2 separate regions of the Mus musculus genome follow, and region 2 is linked to region 1. The links are chromatin loops, found by intact Hi-C in ENCODE. Cell type or tissue: heart. All regions are shown on one strand. Links, peaks and the distances in the headings refer to the core of each region. The heading gives the core; the rest is flanking DNA.

Evidence for each region. Peaks named below come from ENCODE experiments on the same cell type or tissue, not always from the same donor. Only the 100,000 strongest peaks of a DNase experiment are listed, where the experiment ranks them.
Region 2: it touches region 1 in a loop (2.8-fold over the local background); 9 of 42 quality-filtered maps call a loop at or near these places.

The regions. Positions count from the first base shown.
Region 1 is chr16:24,908,044-24,913,422 of GRCm38, forward strand. The region is part of intron 10 of Lpp (LIM domain containing preferred translocation partner in lipoma); the gene reads left to right. Among named protein-coding and RNA genes, the nearest start is that of Gm22672, 27 kb to the left of the region's middle. In heart, for the core only: a CTCF peak has its summit at 2,999; a DNase peak (open chromatin) is centred at 1,048.
Region 2 is chr16:25,056,296-25,061,674 of GRCm38, forward strand. It overlaps A230028O05Rik (RIKEN cDNA A230028O05 gene), which reads left to right and starts at 3,344. Exons shown (of 3, transcript NR_040374.1): 1 at 3,344-3,508. In heart, for the core only: a CTCF peak has its summit at 2,659; DNase peaks (open chromatin) are centred at 2,056 and 3,056; H3K4me3 peaks cover 1,663 bases; H3K27ac peaks cover 2,613 bases.

The DNA of each region.
Region 1 (5,379 bases), core at 110-5,109:
GAACTTATGTACCAAACACACTGTACAGCAATACAGAGGAACACGGTTGTTCCTTTCCACACTGTTAGAATTTTATTGACTTTGCAAACAACATCAGTTTCCTAGGCTGCAATTTACAAAGCAGTCTCAATTTCCCATGATAGCTAGCAGTTGGCAAACACAGTTCTTTTATTCCGATCATAATTACTAATATTAACTCCCGGATCACACGTTACACTTCCTACAGTAATTATATGTATATCGGAAGGTTACAGAATGACTACTAAAAGGTTAAAGAGGCTGCCGAGTTCAAAGAGGTCTTGATGGGAGCAGAGGTGGAGGGCTGATCCTGATTCAGAGAGTCACTGCAGGTGGTTAGATGAGCTACTGAGGAATCCAGTTGAAGAATTATTGAAGGTTCAGAGCCTGGCAGCAGTAGTATCCCACATGATCCTGACCCCTCTGCTGCTGAAGAAGCTCAGTTGGTCGAGTGCTTGCTCAGCACTGTAGTGGCATGTAAGCCTAGAATCCCAGGATTTGGGAGGTGGAGGCAGAGGGTTAAGAAGTTCCAGGTTATCTTCAGCTGTAAATGAGCTCAAGACCACCTTGGCACATACATGACCCTTTAAAGCTGGAAGAAAAATCTGATAACTCGTCTCTTCATTCAAGTGGAATCAATCTGAATACAGACCCTGCTGCTTCCTATTGTGTAAGATGAACTGATAGAGACTAAGGTCCTTCAGATTTCTGCAAGTATTTCTTCCTATTAAGGGAGGCTGATAAAAAAAAAGTGGTTCTAATTTTGTTAGGTTGTCACAAATACTACATGAGTTCATTTGTGTTAAGCGGCCAGCACAGTGTCCCCCTCCTGATTGGGCCCCTGTAATACTGACTGTCATTATTGACTTTAACCCTGGAAACACCTATCACATCACATATTTTATAGCAAGTAGATTATAAGTATACTGTGAGCATTTGTCTCATGTTGACATCCTTTGCTTTTCCCTCCTGTTCCACTCTCCTGGCAGTACTTCAACCTGGATGAATGCACTACTTGTCTTTTGCTTGCCAAAGCAGCTGACTATTGTGAGAGAAAACCATGCAGCCAGGCATGGTGATGTCATTGTACATTCTGACCAACCTAGAGCTGGGCCTCAGTCCACTCTGCATTCCTACTTTCTGCTCCCAAGCAGTTCATAAATCTCACATTCTTACCCAGTTTCTATCTGCCTCATCCCTACTCCTTTCTTAAGGGATGCTTTTGCTTCATTCTTCATAGTGACGATGGAAACTTCAAGAAGAAACTCCCTTAGCTACTATCTTAGTTGGTGCTGTGAAGAGACACCATGACCATGGCAACTCTTAACAAAGAAAGCACTTAACTGGGGCTGGCTTATAGTTTCAGAGTCCACACAAGTATATGTCCACACGCAAGTAAGTGAACACAAGCAGAGCTGGTCATATCTGGGCGAGACTGACAACTTGTCTCAACATATTATACTGGCTTTGACACTGCACTAAAGTTAAGTCTTTTTCCCAGCAAGATAAAGGGCAGATAGCCTTCAGCTCCCATGAGTCAGTAGTAGTCAGACTAGCCAACTTTTAATTATTTTAAATGATATTTGAATATTTAAAATACAAATGTTTCCTTTGACTACAGAAATAAGTTAATATGGTATAAACAAAAGTGAACTTAAAAATCATTTCCTGTCTTCTTACCCCACAGGCCATAACATTTCCTGCCACCTCTTTGATGCTAAATACATTGAAGCCTTTTAATCTTTTTTTAAATTTTTTTGAGAAGCTCATACATGTGCATACATGTATGTATAAATACTGTATTTACATTTCCATACCTTTTTCTGTCTTTTTTAATCCCCTATGTTCTCTTCCCATTCTCTCTCAAATTTATGATGTTTTCTACTCAAATTATTATTACACACACACACACACACACACACACACACTCACACGCTGCTGAATCTATTTGGCGTTGTGTACACACACACACCAATCTGTTAAAAAATGGACACTTCATCTTCCCTCTGGGACTGAACAAATCTTTTCCCTTCACAGAACATGCAACCTTTCCTATTGTATCCTCACCTCTAGCCAAGAACTCCTAAAAATTAGAAAATTCTGGAGATCTTAGTCTCCCAGTACCCTATGTGATAGCCTCCTCTTTGCCCCCATCAAAATATCTAAAAGTCTCTATTTCAATTGCCTATTTATTTTCCAGGTACCCAATCAGTAATGAACTTCCCCTGGGGCAGAAGGACTCCAATTTGTTTTGTATTCTTTGGGCCATAGTTGGGTCAAGCCTGGGACGTTCGGCATAGCAGGCAAGCACTCACACCTGAGTTCAGTTTCTCAGTGCTTTTTTACCAAGGGGCAGGAAGTGAGAAGTTCTGAATGAATATGAGGTCTGAATGAATATGAGGCAAAGAACTAGGATTGATCCTTCCTCTCTCTCTCTCTCTCTCTCTCTCTCTCTCTCTCGGATTGCTATGTGGTAAGTTGTTGTGTGCTTGTTAAGTGTTTCCACAACCGTGCTACATGAAATTGCATTTCCGATCCTCTTAGTCATTTCCTACGAATGTTGCCAAAATTATTTTCAGTTTGCTTTTACATTCTCTCCATCTCCCCCACATTGTGTAGACTAGAATAAAACAATGTCTAACTAACACTGACTGGTTTGTGAGGACTGGGGTTGATTGGGGTAGGAGGGAGAGAAGGGAAGTTAGGCTAAGAGTAATTAAGAATATATATGTATATATGTATATATGTATCTGTATACACACACATACATACAAATGTACATGCATACACACACACACACATATGAAATTCTTAAGGAACAAATTTAATAAAGGATTGTTTAAACTCCCCTCCCTTTTTGGTATGAGGCTAGCTGCTCATAAAGAAAACAAAACTAAAGAATAGAAGTGAATCATGATGTGGGGAAAGTCCAGGGACTGTAAGTGACGTGTGCCTCTAGTGCCTCTGGTGGGCACAGGTCCACATCTCAAACAGCCCAGCTGTTGTAGCCGTTAGCTTCTCTTGAGGGGCTGGCTGACAGAAGGAAATTGATGTTGCTTTTGAGGGAGGAACAGAGCAGCAAATGTAAAGATAATCAGGCCTTCCTCCACCCTAGTGAGAAAAACTGAGGCCGACCCCTAGGTGATGTAGCTACTCACTTCACTGCTGTGCAGAAGCACAGGTAACCAGCAGCCTGCCCCGCTGAGGCCCATGTTTTCCTTTGTGGCATGTGTGTGGCATTCATTATTCAATAGGATATTCATATTCGGGCTCTCTTGGAAGCCACCCCACTCCTGTGCAGAGGCAGCTTTTCTGCCTCTCTGTCCAGTCACCAAGAGAACCTTTGGGAAGCTGCATCCTCATGTGCAGATCAGTATGGCAGATACTGGGCACAGCTGGAACCTTCATGAACTCACATGCCTTTACCTACCAGGGACTTTATTTTTATTCTTGTCTTATGTGGTAGATTTACAAAGTGTATAATTTCCCTTGCAGGACAGGAGACAGTTATTTCTGTCCTTCCTCTCTTCCTTCCTTCCTTCCTTCCTTCCTTCCTTCCTTCCTTCCTTCCTTCCTTCCTTTCTTCTTTTTTATGGTTATATTTGGTGCTGGTTTCTATAGGTATTGTTTTGTTTCTTTTGGTTCTCTTTTGTTTTGTTTTTTGAGACAGGGTTTCATTATGTAGCCCAGGCTTCTACATAACACTCAATTCTTTTGTCTCTGCCTGGTATGCATTAGCACTACAGGTATGTACCACCATGCCCAGCCAGGAGTCCTTTTCTTAGCTGACATCCAGGTGGCCTTTCTTAGAGATTTCTCATGAACCTCTGGCTGAGACCATATGAGTAATGGGCAGAAGTCACAAGAAAGGATAGCATCGTTCAGGAAATAAAATGAGCCTGGTTTTAAGAAGTGTTTTGGCAACATTGCCTTGTATCCTCTGCTACAGTACTTACACATGGGTGCTTCGCATTGGTAGTTGGCAGTTCTCAATGTGTGTTCAGTGTTTCTGACCTCTGGCTGTATTAGAATTAACATGGGAATTTTCATTTTTTAATTCTCGTACCGAGGTCTATATCCTTGATCAATTGAACCAGACTTTCAAGTTTGAGGCCTGACATTGACAGTTTAGCATTGTTTTGAATCACATAACAATAAAATATCGTATAAAAACTTTGGGGTGGGGAGGCCTAGGTTGATTGAGGGTCTAATTTAAAGTGAATGATCAGCAGAGTTTGAATGACTCAGGTACTGTCTTCTGCCACTGTCTTGCTCTCAATTTATATTTTGTTGGGCTCAGTAGGACAAGGAGGGAGCAAAGAAAAGAAAGCAACCTTTTCCGAATGCATTTTCATGTGCTAACCAAGGATTTTTTTTAAGAAAAAAAGCCCCAGCACAAAGGAGAAAAGTGACAGAAATTAGTCTATGCAGTGAAGGAAGGACTGCTGCACCAGAAATCAGAGCCTTAGGCTGGTGCTGATCTGGCCATGACCTTTACATTGAAGGGAACTCAATAAACATCAAGGCCAGGCCCAGGGCTCAGTAGTTTAAAGTGCTTGCTTCACAAGGCTATTGCCCTCATGCCTGGAGCCCATGGTGAAGGTGAGAGCAGATGCCCAAAATTATCCTCTGACCACCATACACACATAGTGGTGGTAGTGTGTGTGTGTGTCTGTGTGTGTGTGTGTGTATAAGCACACCAATACTAGTTAAATTAATGACAACATATTACATCTATATGTTTTTGATGTTATGTTATATTATTATTGCATATTTAAAAACTTAGTGCTTTAATACAATAGTTATTTTTTCAATAATGGCTCCTTGTTGGTTTCCACTTGTGGACTCAGGGACATGAACCCACTTTGCTGCCAGGTCTACCATTGCTCTAGAGCTCTAAGGCCCACAGGCTACAGCCTTAGCCTTGGACACAGGAGGAAAGATGGTGGCCAGGGTCTCATCAGGAGCTGCAGCTGATTGCCATCCTGGAAGAGTGACCCCATGTTCCTTCTACCATACTCCATGGGCTGGGACTCAGGTGATAATTACAAGACACGGTTGGAAGTATGACTAAGCTGAGCCACAAAGCAGGGATGCTTCGATGCATGTCTAGCCTGTCTTTGCTCTCTGTCACCATTCCAGAGCCATTCGTATTGGTGTGGTTCAGTCTGAAACAGGAAGCTGTGGTACCTCAGAACAAACTGTGGTTGATTTAGCTTTCTCTAAGTAAAATAAACTTATATATTGTTCCTATATGTGTTCCTTATAATAATCTAATTTGAACCAGTGACTAAAACATATGTTCTTGGTTCACCCCAGTTAGGTAATTTAACCTCTAATTTCTCTGTTTTGAAAATTGGG
Region 2 (5,379 bases), core at 292-5,291, 150 kb after region 1:
ACTGTCGGCCCTGGCACATCAGCTCTGGCCTCAGAAAAGCCCTCCTCCACTCCACTCCATATTCAACATAGGCAGCTGCTCAGCTGGAACAGGAAGCTGGCCTCCAAATATTGCCTTTTCATTCTCAGTGGGACCCATGGGGGTCCTCCTGGCTTCTTGGAACTTTTGGACTCCTGGTTTCCACTTTTCAGTCTGTTGTCTTTTGACTTTTGCCCCATCTCTGAATCTGGCAATCTTGCAGTCTGGTGAGCATGCCCTTTCCATTCCGAGGTGGGTTTAGCTGCATTTTATTTTATTTTATTTTATCTTATTTTTACTGGGAATTTTTGTCAACTCGAAGTGTCTAGATCTTGGTAGTTCCTCTAGGATGTGCTGTGTTCTTTTTACCATGACCACACATATTCCTGAGCCAATGACCCACCTATAGGTATGTGCTTGGGCTTCTTGATGCTTCATGACACTTAGTGTTTTGTGATAGTCAAAGCAGACACCAGTTTCCCTTGGTATTAGATATTTATGTGCTCCTAGCATGTCTTTGCTTACTTATCCTCCTCTTGAAGGCCTGGACACGATCCACTTTCATTCGTCAAGTTTGATCATGCAGAGTTAATACATAATATTTACCAAATCAGTGCCCTAACAACGGAGTTACTAATGCTGGCTGTGAGCTGTCTTAGAGAGCACCGCAAGTTGTTCATGTATAGTATTCAAATTTAATCTTGGGAGAATTCCATTCTAAAAATGAGGAAAACATAGAGTGGCTATTTAGTGTGTGTGCACTTTCAGATAGGCATTATTCTAGGAAATCCCTATATATGTTCAGTTTTCATTCTACGGAGCACTTTACTGTGTGCCAGGCATATATTTTATCCCTTTACATTTAAACTCATTTTACCCACATAATTATAAAGCATGCACTATTGTTACCCTCTTGTATTTGATAAAATTGAAATTCATGGAACTTAAAAAATATATCCAAGTCAAAAAATAGAATTCAGATTCCCAATTCAGTAGTCTGGTTGAAGAGACATTCATTCCTTTCTGGTCACTGGGCTCCTTCCCCAGTCAGCCCTGCAGCACAGCCTCTATAAGCCGTGGTTATGTCCATTTTCACAGAGAACAAAGTAGACACCCACACAGATTAAATACCTGTACTGCAGCCCAGAGCTGAACCTCGACTGTGCTTTGAACATTCATCTGTTTTCAGAGACACGTGACAATTTTCAGCTTAGGTACATATGATATTGTCCAGCCATATGAGAGTTTTACTGTGCTCGGAGGGTTGGCCTGAACACAATGTATGTTGGGGAGGGTGGATACTTATAAATCCTAAGATGCAGAACTTCCTTTCAAGAGGCAAGTAAAAAGCTATTAAAATAATCTCTACCCCCCAATTTCTGTTTCTTTCAGCACGGTATTTCGACGGTGGTTCTTTAACCATTCACACTGAACGAGGAAAATGTTAAGTTTAAAATGGTCAGCAAAGGTGAGGTGGAACTTGTGGGCCTAGGTGGTGAGACGGACAGCCTTTCTATTTAAGGCCAGATGCACTGGCTGGGTTTAGAGATGTTTAGAGAAAAATAACAGTTCTCTACACCCAGATTCATAAGTGTGGACAAAACTGGTATGGTGATGTGGGGACCAGAGAGCAAATAATCAGATTGCTCACAGCAATATTTCTCTGTGACTGAGTGGGCTTGTGGTCGGATCTAAGAAAGAAGTAAGTGTGTTGACCTCAACTCAGGATGCAGACAGGCCCACTTTGGGCTCTCTCCATACAGACTCACCATCAGATGACCATGAGCCAGTCATTTCCTCCCTCCAAGACTCTTCAAGGACTCCATCAAATGGGCATGAGGCTCCATTGTGCTTATGCAGACTGCAGTTGGTCATCAAGGTCATGGAAAGTCTTGGCTAGCTGTGAGTGTGAACCCGAGGTGGGTGTAAGACGCTGACAGGGAAGGAAGTTTTGCCCCCTCTGTAGTTCCTCACAGGGCATTGTGCTGACAGAGCCGTAACAGATTGACTCATACAGAACACTAGGGAAAATGGGCATGATTGCCAGTTCCTAGGCCTGGAACTGGCTTCAGCTGGTTTACTGGTGGGATTCAGGGATGGGAGGTGCAACGGGTAGGTGCCACACTCAGGAAAGAGGGGTATTCTAGAAGGAGGGGTGTTCTTCCGTGCCAGAGGTTCAGGATGGGAGACGTTAAGCTCCAGTCTGGGCAGGCAGAGGAAGGGGCTGGCAGGACCCCATGCTTCTCTTTAGCTTCACACTGACTTCCCGCTCTCACAGACACGTCTCAAAACTCTGTCTCAGCCTCCGTTTCTCCAGCTGTAAATTGCAAAGACCCTACTTTTCAACATTTTGAGAAAGGCCTAGTACCCTCTCTCATCTACTCTGCGAGACTACTAAGGAGTGGTGAAGTTGTTCCAATAGTCGCTTGGTTTCTGCCCTGAGCTCAAGTTCTTTTAAGCCAGTTCTGGAATCCTTTGGGTGGTGGAGCGCACAAGGATTCCTGTGTGTCAGTAAGTGAGCGTACGTGACAGAGGGCTTTTAAATGAATCACTTTGTATATAGCAGGGCCGCACCTGCTCCTCAGACTCTGAAGGCAGTGCGAGCAACAAGATCATTCAAAAGCGCCGCTTTCCATTCAGGTCTATAATTAGCCAGCAGGCTGTTCACCCCTGGAGCTGCTGGGACGGGCCTGGGGCAGCCTGGAGGGGCGGAGCCGAGCCCCTAGGCCCGCCCCTTGGATTCCTCCTCCCGCTGTCCTGTCGGGTCTCCGGTTGTTCTCCCCACCCCCATCTGCGTTCTGGACCGTGCCGGGCTCTACGGGGCAGGATTCCTGGAGGACAGGGCCTGTCCACCCTCCTTTCGGGCTCCCTCTCCAGCTAAGAAGCCCCTCGAGGGATGCGACTCCCCTGGAGCAGCTGTATTTAGAGTGGCATCCTCTTCCCCGCCAGCCGGCTTCTGCGTCCCGCTCTCGGGGCTACCGCCCGCTCACCCCGCCCAGCTCTCCGGGCCCCTCCCAGCCGCCTCTCCCTCTTTGTCGCATTACATAGTAATCTGAGATGCATTGGATGGGCTCCAGGGAACAGAATGTACTTGGCAGAGGCGCGGGGCTTGATGTCTGCAAAATGTCGGAAACTCAGCCAAGAGCTGCTAACTGGGTCATTAACCTCCAAAAGCGAAGCGAGGGCTGTAGGCCCTCTCTGCCTCCCTTCATCTCGCCAATAAAAGTGCCTCAGTGTGAAGGAAAGAAAAAGCCCAAGGTTGGCTGCTTTGATTTCTAGGCACTGAAGGCAGACCGGTCTCCTCCCCCTGCCCGCGCCCCAGCTCCTCCCGGCTGCCTTTCTGTTCGGAACCAAGAGTTTACAAGTGGCCTTTCAAAGGCCCAGCAGCCCTGCAGGGCCAAGCTGCAGCATCTGTGAAGATGTTACCCTCCGCCCTTCCCAACCGCACAGCCTCAGACCCATTTTCTCCCCCCTGGGTTGCGAGGGAGGGGTAAGTTTGGAGGTGGGGCGAAGAAGAAAGTTCTAGTTTAGTCCTTCGGCACTATTCTGCTCCTCCCCCTTTCTGCTTGCTACTCCTCTTCCTTCTACCCTTCCCCTCCTTCCTGCTGGAAAGCTTACGGTGCTCCATATACAAAGCCTGGCTGATGAGCTCCTGGCAGCAGCTGTCAATCCTTTCTCTGCCTGTTAACTGTTACCTGTTCTCAACCTACCTCACCAGTTGGTCTTAAGGACCAAAGGAGAAAGTCCCTCTTTGATCCTGTGACCTTCAGGTCTCTAAAAGCCTAAGGTCTCTAAAGTCCAAAGGAACTCCGGACTTGTAAGTCCTGGAAAGTAAGCAGAGAAAGAGTCTCCCAAAGGCGAAATATCAAAAAGGGAGAGCCACTAAAATCCACCCCCTTCAGATTTCTGGCCATGTTGGACTGCCAAAAAGGTACTTCCTGTGATCATCCAAACCCATTTCTCCGTGGCTAGAGACTCAGGGAGAATTTGGTAGTGAAACCCGGAAGTGGTGTCTTCCTCAGATGAGAGTCCTTGATGGAGAGAGAAGACCACTTGCCCAGCAGAGACAAAGCAAACCCGGGGAGGGGAGAATTGACTTGGCGAATCATACTTAGAAACAGATGTCAGCTTGTCTACACAGTAGGCCAAACCCAGCCCGGGGTGCCCATGTCATTCTTGCCGCGGTCTATGGCAGGCATATCCGATTGACCCTGCCTTTCCCTGAGCATCCCACAGAGGCTAGTTTCTGGGCTTGATGACCTCTGCCTGACTTCCTACTGCCATGCCTCAGTTCCTCTGTAGCCATCAAATCTCAACTTGGGTGCCCCCACCTCTCTTGCTGCCTTCTTTCAGTTTTTCTGAGAGATTTACTAATGTCCTCCAGATAACCAGTCCCTTTGTGCCTGTGTTAAGTCTCTTGTATGGGATATAAGTTATTATATAGTTATTGCTCCATGGGTAGAACTCATTCCTTGTCAATATCAACACCGATGGCAAAGGCCACCCAGCACCCACCCTTCTTGATTTGCCTTCTCTTTGTTTAGGTAGGCCTTCTATCTATCTATCTATCTATCTATCTATCTATCTATCTATCTATCTATCTATCTATCTAATATTACATATATTTTATAATAATTACATATAATTTATAGACAGGGATTATCTGTGTAGCCCTGGCTGTCCTGGAACTCGCTCTGTAGACCAGGCTGGCTTTTGACTCAGGGATCTGCCTGCCTCTGCCATCTTAGTGACGGGATTAAAGGTGTGTGCCACCACAGCCTGGAGTCCTGAATAGCTTCCTTCATCACGCTAAAATGTCTGGCTTGGGTTGCATTTTATGTAGTCACCTTACTGAGGGCCTTTATGTGAGTGTCTGGCTTGGTAAAAGTCATAGCTTGCCTTGAGGGCTGTCCTGGGGCTGGCCAACCCTTCTGTTCTCACCAGTCTTCTGGAGGCAGGCTTCCATATACTCTCTTCTTCCTCCCTTGAGATAGCCTCAGGGCAGGAAAAGCCGCATTTTCTTTTTGACAAGTTTTCCCGGGATTTCTTAATACTCTGATTCCACAAGAAGTAGCTCACCACAGCTCTTCTTATGCTTCTCAGCACCTACACAGAAAAACTGTCACTAGGTGTTATAAAAGAGGCCTTAGACTCCAGAGAAGCGCACCGCCTGTTTGGGGACGAGTCCCCACTTCCCACCTTAACTGGATGTTTGGCCTTGCCCGATATTTTTCACTGTGCACATCTTCAGAATTCTCACTACAAGTTTCCCAAGAAGCCCACATTTTGGGAAGCTCAGAGCTCCTAGGAAAATATAAAAACATTTCAAGTTCCTTTCAGAACGTAGAAAAGACCAAGTCC